4 separate regions of the Homo sapiens genome follow, and regions 2, 3 and 4 are each linked to region 1. The links are chromatin loops, found by intact Hi-C in ENCODE. Cell type or tissue: endothelial cell of umbilical vein. All regions are shown on one strand. Region 1 overlaps LINC03000 (long intergenic non-protein coding RNA 3000). Region 2 has its middle 59 kb from the start of MAT2B. Region 3 has its middle 250 kb from the start of LINC03000. Region 4 overlaps HMMR (hyaluronan mediated motility receptor).

What was found. Peaks named below come from ENCODE experiments on the same cell type or tissue, not always from the same donor. Only the 100,000 strongest peaks of a DNase experiment are listed, where the experiment ranks them.
Region 2: a loop joins it to region 1, with 10 times the contacts of the local background. A loop is called at or near these places in 80 of 110 quality-filtered maps.
Region 3: a loop joins it to region 1, with 11 times the contacts of the local background. A loop is called at or near these places in 11 of 110 quality-filtered maps.
Region 4: a loop joins it to region 1, with 4 times the contacts of the local background. A loop is called at or near these places in 2 of 110 quality-filtered maps.

The regions. Positions count from the first base shown.
Region 1 is chr5:164,502,952-164,505,451 of GRCh38, reverse strand. All of the region lies in intron 2 of LINC03000 (long intergenic non-protein coding RNA 3000), which reads right to left. The region is part of intron 2 of LOC102546299 (a long non-coding RNA gene); the gene reads right to left. Among named protein-coding and RNA genes, the nearest start is that of LINC02143, 37 kb to the right of the region's middle. In endothelial cell of umbilical vein, a CTCF peak has its summit at 1,100 (motif pointing right); a DNase peak (open chromatin) is centred at 1,111.
Region 2 is chr5:163,563,098-163,565,597 of GRCh38, reverse strand. No RefSeq gene overlaps it. Among named protein-coding and RNA genes, the nearest start is that of MAT2B, 59 kb to the right of the region's middle. In endothelial cell of umbilical vein, a CTCF peak has its summit at 1,103; DNase peaks (open chromatin) are centred at 1,087 and 1,727; H3K27ac peaks cover 863 bases.
Region 3 is chr5:164,047,539-164,050,038 of GRCh38, reverse strand. No RefSeq gene overlaps it. Among named protein-coding and RNA genes, the nearest start is that of LINC03000, 250 kb to the left of the region's middle. In endothelial cell of umbilical vein, no CTCF peak of the experiment used is centred here; a DNase peak (open chromatin) is centred at 1,298.
Region 4 is chr5:163,477,402-163,479,901 of GRCh38, reverse strand. It overlaps HMMR (hyaluronan mediated motility receptor), which reads right to left. Exons shown (of 18, transcript NM_001142556.2): 12 at 1,102-1,218. Among named protein-coding and RNA genes, the nearest start is that of HMMR-AS1, 15 kb to the left of the region's middle. In endothelial cell of umbilical vein, no CTCF peak of the experiment used is centred here; a DNase peak (open chromatin) is centred at 941; H3K27ac peaks cover 1,167 bases.

The DNA of each region.
Region 1 (2,500 bases):
GGTCTGCAGTGTTCATTCATGCATTAATTCTCTCAGCCACACAAGATCCATAAAATGCTTTCTGTACTGATGCTGAAAGAGCTGGAGAACAATTTACAATGTTTGTCTTCAAGTAGCTTCTAGTCCAGTGGTGAGGCATACATGGAAGTTGATGATTACAAATACCAGATGGCAGGTCCACTTGGTCTTCTTAAAATTGGTCCCTTAGCCTGCCATCTATCCCAGACAAGGGGTACATACATGTTCCTTATCTTGCATATATGCATAATTTTAACTTAGGAAAAATGCCTTCAGGATCTAGAGCCTACCAGATCAGGATTCTGCAGTCACCCATAACTTATACTCCAGGCATCTTCCAAAATGTATGTCAAGCCATACCTTAAATATATAAATTAAATACATATAAAAATTAAATACGTTTATAAATTATACATATATATGTGTGTGTGTGTATATATATATATATATATATGTTACTTTGGCCAAGGTGATGGAATGTTGGCTCAGAGCAAGAAAACTACACACACAAAATGGAGGGAATGGCTGTATACAGGCTTTCCCTAAACAGTCATAAAAATACTTTATAAAAATGAAAATATAGCCAGTGGTGAGTGGCCTCCTTTATACTGATAGAGTATTAATTTGGAAAGAGAAAGCATTTGCAGATGCTTTGATGCTGCTCTGTCGTTGCTTTATAAAGTTCTTAGCAACATTTTTGGCTGTTATGTACGTTTCTTTTGTTTCCAGTTTGTTTAAACTACTGTATGTGTGTGCAGGGAGGTATGTATGAGGGGTCCATGCAAGTAGAAACTCCATTTCCGAGGCTCCAAGCTGCTCTAGCAGAGCAGTTGAAATGATCTTAAATAAAAGTAGAATCATTCCAACACTGCCTGTGAAAGATGATATTAACATGAGGATCATAAAAAATCGATTTCCAAATTGCCATTGGGTTGCTAAATAGCACAGGGAGGTGAGATGAAGAATTAAGAAGCAAACGGAAACTTAGATATCAGAAACAGCTCAGAGGAGGGCCGAATGGAAGGGAAAGGCATAAAATGATTTTGCCAAAGGCAGCTGACAATATGCATCAGAACAGCAGGGGGAGCTATGGTATTGCAGTTGTCAAATCTCAGTTTTAATAAAGAGAAGTTTCAGATTTATGGTTCTAGCAAAGAGGACATGTTAGTGATTCTTACTTTTGTAATAAACAACCTAGCTACAGACACTGGGTTGAGCTTTAATGATCTGTATCTTCTATTGAGGCCAGGAGCGTGATCAGCACTTCCTGGGCTTTGAACAGAAGTGGTCTGTTTTACACACCGATGTGAATGAATTTACCCTCGGGTTGGTGTTTTTCTTTCTAAATGTATAGGTTTGAGTTTTGAAAGAAATCATTCTTGCCTTTGGTTAATTAAGAGGAGAAACTTGCTTTGTGGGAGAAAATGTGCAAAGTGTCAAGTAGGAAGCTAAGGAAAGTTTTCTAAATATCAGAGGTGGTTTATTTAATTGTTGATACAAGCATTTTTTTAAACAGTTTCAGTTGGCAAAGATGTAACTGACAAGTGGCAGAGTAGGTGAATGTGTACACATCAACTCTTCCATAATAACGTGTCCTCCTACCTCCCATAAGCAACTAATTTCTTAGCTGTTTAGGCTGCCTCCTGAAAATAACTATGTGGTTTTTTTTTTTGTTTTTGAGATGGAGTCTTGCTCTGTTGCCCAGGCTGGAGTGCCCAATCTCGGCTCACTGCAACTTCCACCTCCCGGGTTCAAGTGATTCCCCTGTATCAGCCTCCCGAGTAGCTGGGATTACAGGCGCCTGCCACTATACCCAGCTAATTGTTGTATTTTTAGTAGAGACAGGGTTTCATCACATTGGCCAGGCTGGTCTTGAATTCCTGACCTCAAGTGATCCACCGGCCTTGGCCAACCAAAGTTCTGGGATTACAGGCATGAGCCACAGCACCTGGTCAACTATGTATTTTATTCCTATTTAGGTTCTTACTTAAAATAGATGACTAGGTGTAGGCACAGTGAACTGAACTTATATCTCCTAGATCCATCATTATTTAAAATTACTTGGACACCAAGAAACCTGCCCATCTTCTTTTAAAGCTACTAAGACATTATTCATGAGTGGACTCCCAGTATCCTTTGGAAATGGTAGCAGGGGTGACAGCCCACAGGACAATTGTATCTAAAAGGCATCTGTCAAGCAAACTCCCTCTAAACTGAAATGATTTATTATAATTCAGGACACTGTATTAGTTTGCGAGGGCTGCCGTAACCCATTACTAACAAACTGAGTGGCTTGAAATAACAGACATTTATTTTCTCGTAGTTTGTGGGTTAGAGGTCCAAAACCAAGTTGTAGTCAGCAGAACCATGTTCTGCCAAACGCTCTAGGGAGGAATCCTTCCTTGCTACTCTCTAGCTTGTATTGGTAGCTGGTGATCCTTGTCATTCATTGGCTTTTAGGTGCACTGCTCCAATCTCTGAC
Region 2 (2,500 bases), 940 kb after region 1:
AGCAGGGAGGTCTAGATTTAGGATCATTTTTTTTTCTTGAGACATGTGGCTCTCCTACTATACCTTTCTATTTTTTTTTTTCCTTTGAGACGGGCATGGGTATTAAATTCTCATTTTCCTTTTTATTACAACGAAAAGAGTACAAACGTGGTTAAAAAGGGCACCTCCCTTAGTGTCAGGAAAACAAAAGGGAAGATCTGTGTGTGCAGTGACTGCATAAAGCCACAAAGGTGGCTCTGCCGATTGTCACCAGGGGCTGTTCAGGCTAGAAATACCATGCTGTCCGATGTTTCAAGAAAAGCAAGAAACCTAGATCTTTAATGAGAAGTCTTTGCATTTAAGCGTTGAAAACTAATTTTTTTTAAAATGGACAGGCCAATATAACATGGCAAACCAAATATTCCCATAGAAAAGATGCTAGTACTGCCTACTTTTGGGTGAAACCTCTGCATTATTCTGCCTTAGGAAGAGTGAGCTGGTTAGTTCTGAGTGAAGACCTCCAGAACCCAGAGAGACTGGGGGACATTAGGAACCCAGCAGGACCAAGCCCATCCGTGAAAGGAACACTTCAGAGTTTCTGTGACCGCGGAGTAAGTAAGGTCACACAAGGTATCCTCAGAGAAAGCTGGCTGTAGTCTCCCTACTTAATGGGCGTGGAGAAACATTAATCACAAAGATAATCCAATAGGAACAACAGGATGAGAATCATATCGAAAGGGTATTGGAGGGTTTGGGGGGGAAAGACGGGTTTATGTATTATCTCTGTGACATTTTCAATGAAATGCAAAATCAACAGAGCATCTTCTGCCAGGGTCACTGTGGTAATGAATGCTGACCTCAACTTGTTAGCACACCAATCCCTCAAAACAGCAAAAAAGAGAAAAAATCAACTGCCTTTGCTACCTTTATCAGCATAAACAAAGAGATAAAAATACGGTATAAAATTTTAACTGTCTTTCCCCATTCTACCTGCAAATGCGAAATTCCCCTGTGCTTCAATAAAGGAAAAATACATCCAATGAAGTCTAACAAATGTGCCATCTGTTCAGAAAGCAGCAGGCGAGCATCTTTTACACGTGACACCATTGCCCTCGTGTGGTCTAAAAGAATAGTGCAGCTGTTTCCCAAGGAGGCTTGAAAGGTTATGACTAAAAACTGTAGTTTTCATAAATATAAAACATTTACAACATTGAACAATATGTGAAAAAAACTTACACTTTAAAGAACACAAAAACTGGGCTTATTGTGTTGACTGTAAACATAAATTAAAAACAATAAAATAAAAATAAAGAGAATAAAGAACACAAATACCGCTTACAATAAAACCTCTGTTCAAATCAGATTCCGGTCTCTGGGTTTCATTCCACACTGAATTACCTTATAGCAAGGAGAAGAAATCAAGTGGGAAAAAATGTCATTAAAATAGCTGAATAGCAAGGAGGTGCAATTCTCTGACCTAATGATGACATTGGACACTTCCCTGCCACAGGGGTCCATACCTGGCTTTTCATCTCACTGCCTTCCTGCGGGGTTGCTGCAAGGGAGACTGGCGGGGGAAGACCTGTTGCTTTTCACATTCATTTGTAGGCTCCACACCATCAGTTGTTACCTCTGCACCATTCAAGTCCAAGATAACCCCAGAGGTCATTTCTGGGTAGTCATCCTCTCACAGGGTAGGAGGAATTCAACACTTGGACACAGAGTAGAAAGGAAAACTTCCCCAGGATGGTGAACCAGACAGAATGGAAACAACGGTACACCTAAAACTACATAAATCATACCTTTATTTCCTTTTCCCATTTCCTGACTATAGGGTGACTCAACCAATAAACAATGATTTTCAGTGGAGTATATACAGATGTAAAACAAGGTGCCAGGCACACTCAAGATAGAAACCCTTCTGATCCAACTTATCTGTAAAATGGAAATGATGCCATCTATTTAATCCTTACCATCACCCTAGGGAGGATTGAGGTGCAATAGGACTCTTTTTTTCCCTTGGGAGTTAAAGTCTCTCCAAGATTGAACAAAGCCTGTAGGTTTTTAACGTAACATTCTAGTTTGAATTTAGGTGCAAGTGCTAGATTTAAATTTCATGCATGTGATTGTTTAAGTGATAATCTGAAAACACAGTGGGTAACTTGAGCTCATATAACCCAGCACTTGAAAGCCTAGTTGTTCCCAGTTAAGTGTCAAAACCAGGCCAGTTGGTAACAAAATAAAAGACCCTTAAGCTTTTATTTTGGGAGCCTGACATAGCTGCCAGGTCTACACAGCTGCAATCAGTGTTAGAAAATGCTGTCTGACTGGCTGGTACTAACCAGCTGGACCCAGAGCATCTGAGGGCTGCAGACTGCTGTGACAAGGCCCAGCCCCAACTCCCAGCACTGTGCCAGCCCTTGCCACAAAATCAACGGGCACTCCCTACTACTCAACCTGTAGGCAGAGGGCAAAATTGCTGGTCCACTTTTCTGTGTAAGGATTCACATTATAGGTCAAT
Region 3 (2,500 bases), 460 kb after region 1:
AGAAGATGAACACTGCACTGGATCAGTAATTTTTAAAGTGTGACGTGGTCCCTGGACCTCCAGCAACAGCATAAATTACATACTTGTAAAAAACACAATTCTTGGATCATGCCCGACATATACTGAATCAGAAACCCCCTAGGAGGTGGGGCCTATCAGTCTGTATTTTCAAGAGCCCTCAACGTGTTTTTGATATAATGTTAGAAGACCACTGCCTTAGACCAACCTTATGATTAGGATAATATATGCCACCCTAAACTATACATGCAGAGCATAATAGGGTAGTTGATTATAGCGGACTTTCCCTTTGAGACTAAGCATGGTTTCAGAATCCTTCTCAACATAGAGATCCAGGAAACCACTGACAATCAGAGTTATAACCTTAGTTGAAATCTACCTTTGATTTCTTTATGATCATTTCATAGAGGATTCATGTTGCTTCTTATTACACAGAAAATTGATTAAGACACAGGATTCAACAACGGGAAAGAAGGATTGAGCATGAAGACAAGAACTTTCTGATGTTCTTGAGGAAGGAAAGAACAAAAGGAATAATGTGAAGGAAAGTATCTCTAAATGCAGGGAACATTGGAGACAACAGTGGAGAGAAACTACATAAAGAGGAAATATAACAGGTCATTATAGGCAGAACGGACTAGAGTTGAGAATGCACAGAGTTTTTAGCTATCATACATTTTAAAGCCAATCAAATTAATTTATACTTGCACATAGTATTGAGTCCTGTAACTCAGAGCCTAATGCTTGAATTTGATATAGAGTATAATAATGGCAGGAATTTTCCTAACTGATCAGTCTCATTCAATGAGAAACAAGAGGTAAATAAATATTTTCAAATTGATTAAACGTACAGCAGTATTTCCAAATAGGCTAAATTTTAAGAATGTAAGATAATTTTGAGAATTTCTGAGTTTCAAAAGATACTATAATGGGCTTAGTACAATTAATGCCTAAGCCTTTCAGATTCATTTATTTTATTTTTATTAAGAAGTCATTTTATTTTACAAATGAAATTACCTCTGAGCTACTAATGCTTCCCTTCTTTGAAAGGAACAGGAAATATTATAGGAATATCCACAGTTTTTATTTATCCAAACCATTAGAGGTTTGAAGCCTCAAAAGGTCCAGAATCATGTATAAATAGGAATAACCAGAGTGTTTGAAATGTATTTATAATGGCCCCATTTAATAATATCTCTCATACTTTCCATTATTTTACAATATTTTGAAAGCCTAAATAGTCTTATTTGAATGTATGTTTCCATGCTGAAATTTGTGTAACTTTGCTGTCACCAACAGGCTACTGTGTGAATTAAATGTTTTCATCTCACTATGTTTTCATTGTATCTAACAGTTAAAAATCGAGGAATATGCTACACTGTTATTTTTCTTAAACTTGAGATGTTCTGTAGAGCACAATTAAGCATTAACATATTACATCTGGGGAGGTGATTATTATTTTTTCATTTGCCTGAAGAGGCTAGTGTGGACATATATCAGCCAAAGAGCCATTTTTATTTTTTTCTCTAGCAGCAGATTTATTTCTCCATTAAATGTAGAAAGATCATCAATATCCACTACATAGCTTCAATTAACTGAACATTTTGTCAACCACTGCTATTCTCCAGCTGCCGGATATACCATATGAGAGAATAGAGAACCTGTCCTGATTTCTCATCTTCCTTCTCAATTTAACAAAAGAAAATAGAATGACAAGAGGATATTAAAACTAAGCCTGCCTTTTAGTTGACATCTGCACTTCTAGAGACAATTTGTGAAAAGTTACATAAAGCAAGGACCAGTGTAAAGACAGGAGCACAAAGGTATTGAAGATGTGTCTCTTCCCCTACCTCATTCCATTTCAACTACATTGGTTCTTGTGCTTCCCAGAAAATCTCAGCATCGAGACAAAAAAAATCATTCAGGCAGTATTTTTCTTCTGCCAAGAGAGAAATACCCAAGCAAGGTATTGGGTCAAGTATCAAATAACACAAATTGTTCATTAATGTTATTTCGTATTATGACACACACAAAAATTAGCCAGGTGTGGTGTATATTTAGTAGAGATGGAGTTTCACCATGTTGGCCAGGCTGGTCTTGAACTCCTGACCTCAAGTAATCCTCCTGCCTTGGCCTCCCAAAGTGCTGGGATTACAGGTGTGAGCCACCACACCCAGTATGATGTTACATTCAAGTGTAGCCCATATGTACAGATTGATTTAGACTATCTGAAAGAGCTATTCTTTTTTCTTATGCTGATACTCATTTAGTCAAGTATCTACAATGTGCTTAGTAAAGTACTAGATGATTGCGATGCAAATCTCCACTTTAAGTACTGTCTAGTTGGGGTTACATGACAACCCAAACCAATACGTATATTACAGTGTGACAAGAGTAATAATGGATGCTTGCATGCACACATGTGTGTGTGAATATGGAACAGAAGAATGAGAACCTAAGGCACTAGGTATTGAATATGGAA
Region 4 (2,500 bases), 1.0 Mb after region 1:
AAAATAAACTTTTTATTTAAGGAGAAAATAAGTAGAAGGCATGGGAGGTGAGGAAGTGGATATAGAGACAATCTTCTCTGTCAAGAGAAGAAAAAGGAGGAGAAGGAAAAGGACTGAAAAGGAGTAGAATTTGGGGTTAAGAAGGGAATGACTGGTGGTGTGAGACAGCTACAAAAGGAAGTTAGGGTCAGAGAAGTATTTAAAACAACTTATGTATTTTATTTATTTTTCGTTTGTTTTTGAGACAGTCTTGCTCTGTCACCCAGGCTGGAGCGCAGTGGTGTGATCTTAGCTCAGTGCAGCCTGGAACTCCTGGGCTCAGGTGATCCTCCTGCCCTCAGCCTCCCAAGTAGCATGTGCCACAATGCCTGGCTAATTCTTAATATTTTTTTTTGTAGAAACAAGGTCTTACTCTATTGCCCAGGCTGGTCTCAAACTCCTGACCTCAAGCAATCCTCCTGCCTTGGTCTCCCAAAGCACTGGGATTACTGGTATGAGCCACAGTGGCCAGCTAATTAATATATTTTACAGACAGATGTACATTAACATGTTTTAATATTGATTGGAAAAATTCCAGTAAAAAGGTTTCAAATTATGAGAAAACAAAATGATAGAATGAGGTCACTGAAGATTAAAAGACTAGGACATTTCATCTGTAATAGGTGGGAAGATAGGATGAGTATAAATGTGGGTCTCTTTATAGGTTTAGCAAGAGATAAAAACTTCTGAATTCTTTATGAAAATGATAACATCAAGAGAGTAGGGCAGAAGCACCAAATGCTTCTAAGTACATGACTTGATCCTCCCACCTCAGCTTATGCAGTGGCTAGGACTACAGGCATATGCTGCCGCACCTGGCTCAGCACATAAAAGTTGAAGTGGATGGTGAGAAAGGGGAATTTCTATAAATTATAAAGGGGAATTATATAAATACAATAAGATTACCAGATAATGCTAAATGCCCACTTACGGTTGGTGATTATGGAATTTAAACTAGTATGAATCATCCTTTGTGTGACTGCTTTGCTCACATATTTCCTGGGGTAAACACCCCTTTCTGCACACATCATATTTAAGAGTGCAGGCTCCCAAGAAAAATACCTTTCAAATTGAGCAGTAACATCTTCAAGGCTTTGCACCATACTGTCATACTTTTCCTGCAAAAGCAGGGTGGCCTGGGTATGAGCAGCACTACTTTTCTCCAGTTCAGCCTCCTTCCTAAGAAAAAGAAATAATTGAAAGATAAAATGCCACCTACAATTACTACCCTAAGAAAGAAAATAGTATTTACCTTTGAAACTGTGAATCATATAGCTCATATCTTCACCACTGCATTACCTGCTAAATAGCTCAGATCCTAATTTATGACTTACCTCGAAAGCATGTTTTTTATGCATTTTTCTACTAGCTTCAACTTATCTTTCCTGCTTATTTTACTTTAAAAATTTGGGTGAAGAAGGTAGTAGGATATAAAAGACTATAAAACCAAATCTTAAGATACTAGCCAGGACTAAAGACTGCAAAAGATTACCAGTCAAAAAACATCTGGATTGAATAAAGTTTCATTCTCTCCATTTAGACACTTGAGAAATACCATGAACAATTAAAGCCACTTCATTTTAAACTACAGAGTTACAAGACTTTGTGGATTTATTCTGATTATATGAATAACCCACATAATACTCTATTACTGAAAGACTTAATAACTTCTTTAATGGATTATTTTGCATAGACAGAATGGGTTTTAAGTCATTTTTATATACATATGCTATTAAATCTCAGGGATATTTTGGAAATAATATATTTCCAAAGTGGTGATAAAATTTTTAGATATGCATATGAGCTTATGAGAGATCTTTTAAAGAATATACAGAACTAAAAATTGTAAATAAGCATTGTGTACTTATAGACTAAGTTGGACACTGAGATAAGAAAAATAGCTGATCAAATTCATTCTGTAACAAGTGCCGGATTTCAAAAATATACACACCACAGCAAGAGCAATCAAATATGACTAAAGAGTTTATAATAAAAATATTTTCTTCCCTGTCCCCTAGAGGAATTATTTTCAATTCTTAGTTTGTTTTTCTCTTAAGCTTGAAATTTCCAGGCTAGAAGGGATCTTAGAGACCATCTAATAAAACTCTTTTATATCTAATGAAGTAGAAGATCAAAGAAACTAAGATTGTTTTGCTCAGAATCAACCAGCTAGCTAACAGAATTAGTAATAAAAATCCTTATCTCTTGACCATTGGACCACAGTTTTTTGAGTTGGAATAAAAAATTATCTCAATTTTCTTTCCTCTCTTAAAATGACATTATCTTATTTTCCCAAGATTCCTGTTCCCTGAGATTGGCTGTAGTATAGAACAACACCCCTAATTACAATTTTGTATTGTTCCCCCAAAAGCAGGGATATGAAAAACCTTGCTGTTCATTTGCATCACTAATCATAAGAAAACAGAAAAGATTAATAACAAAAGTATCCACTGAGACAGAT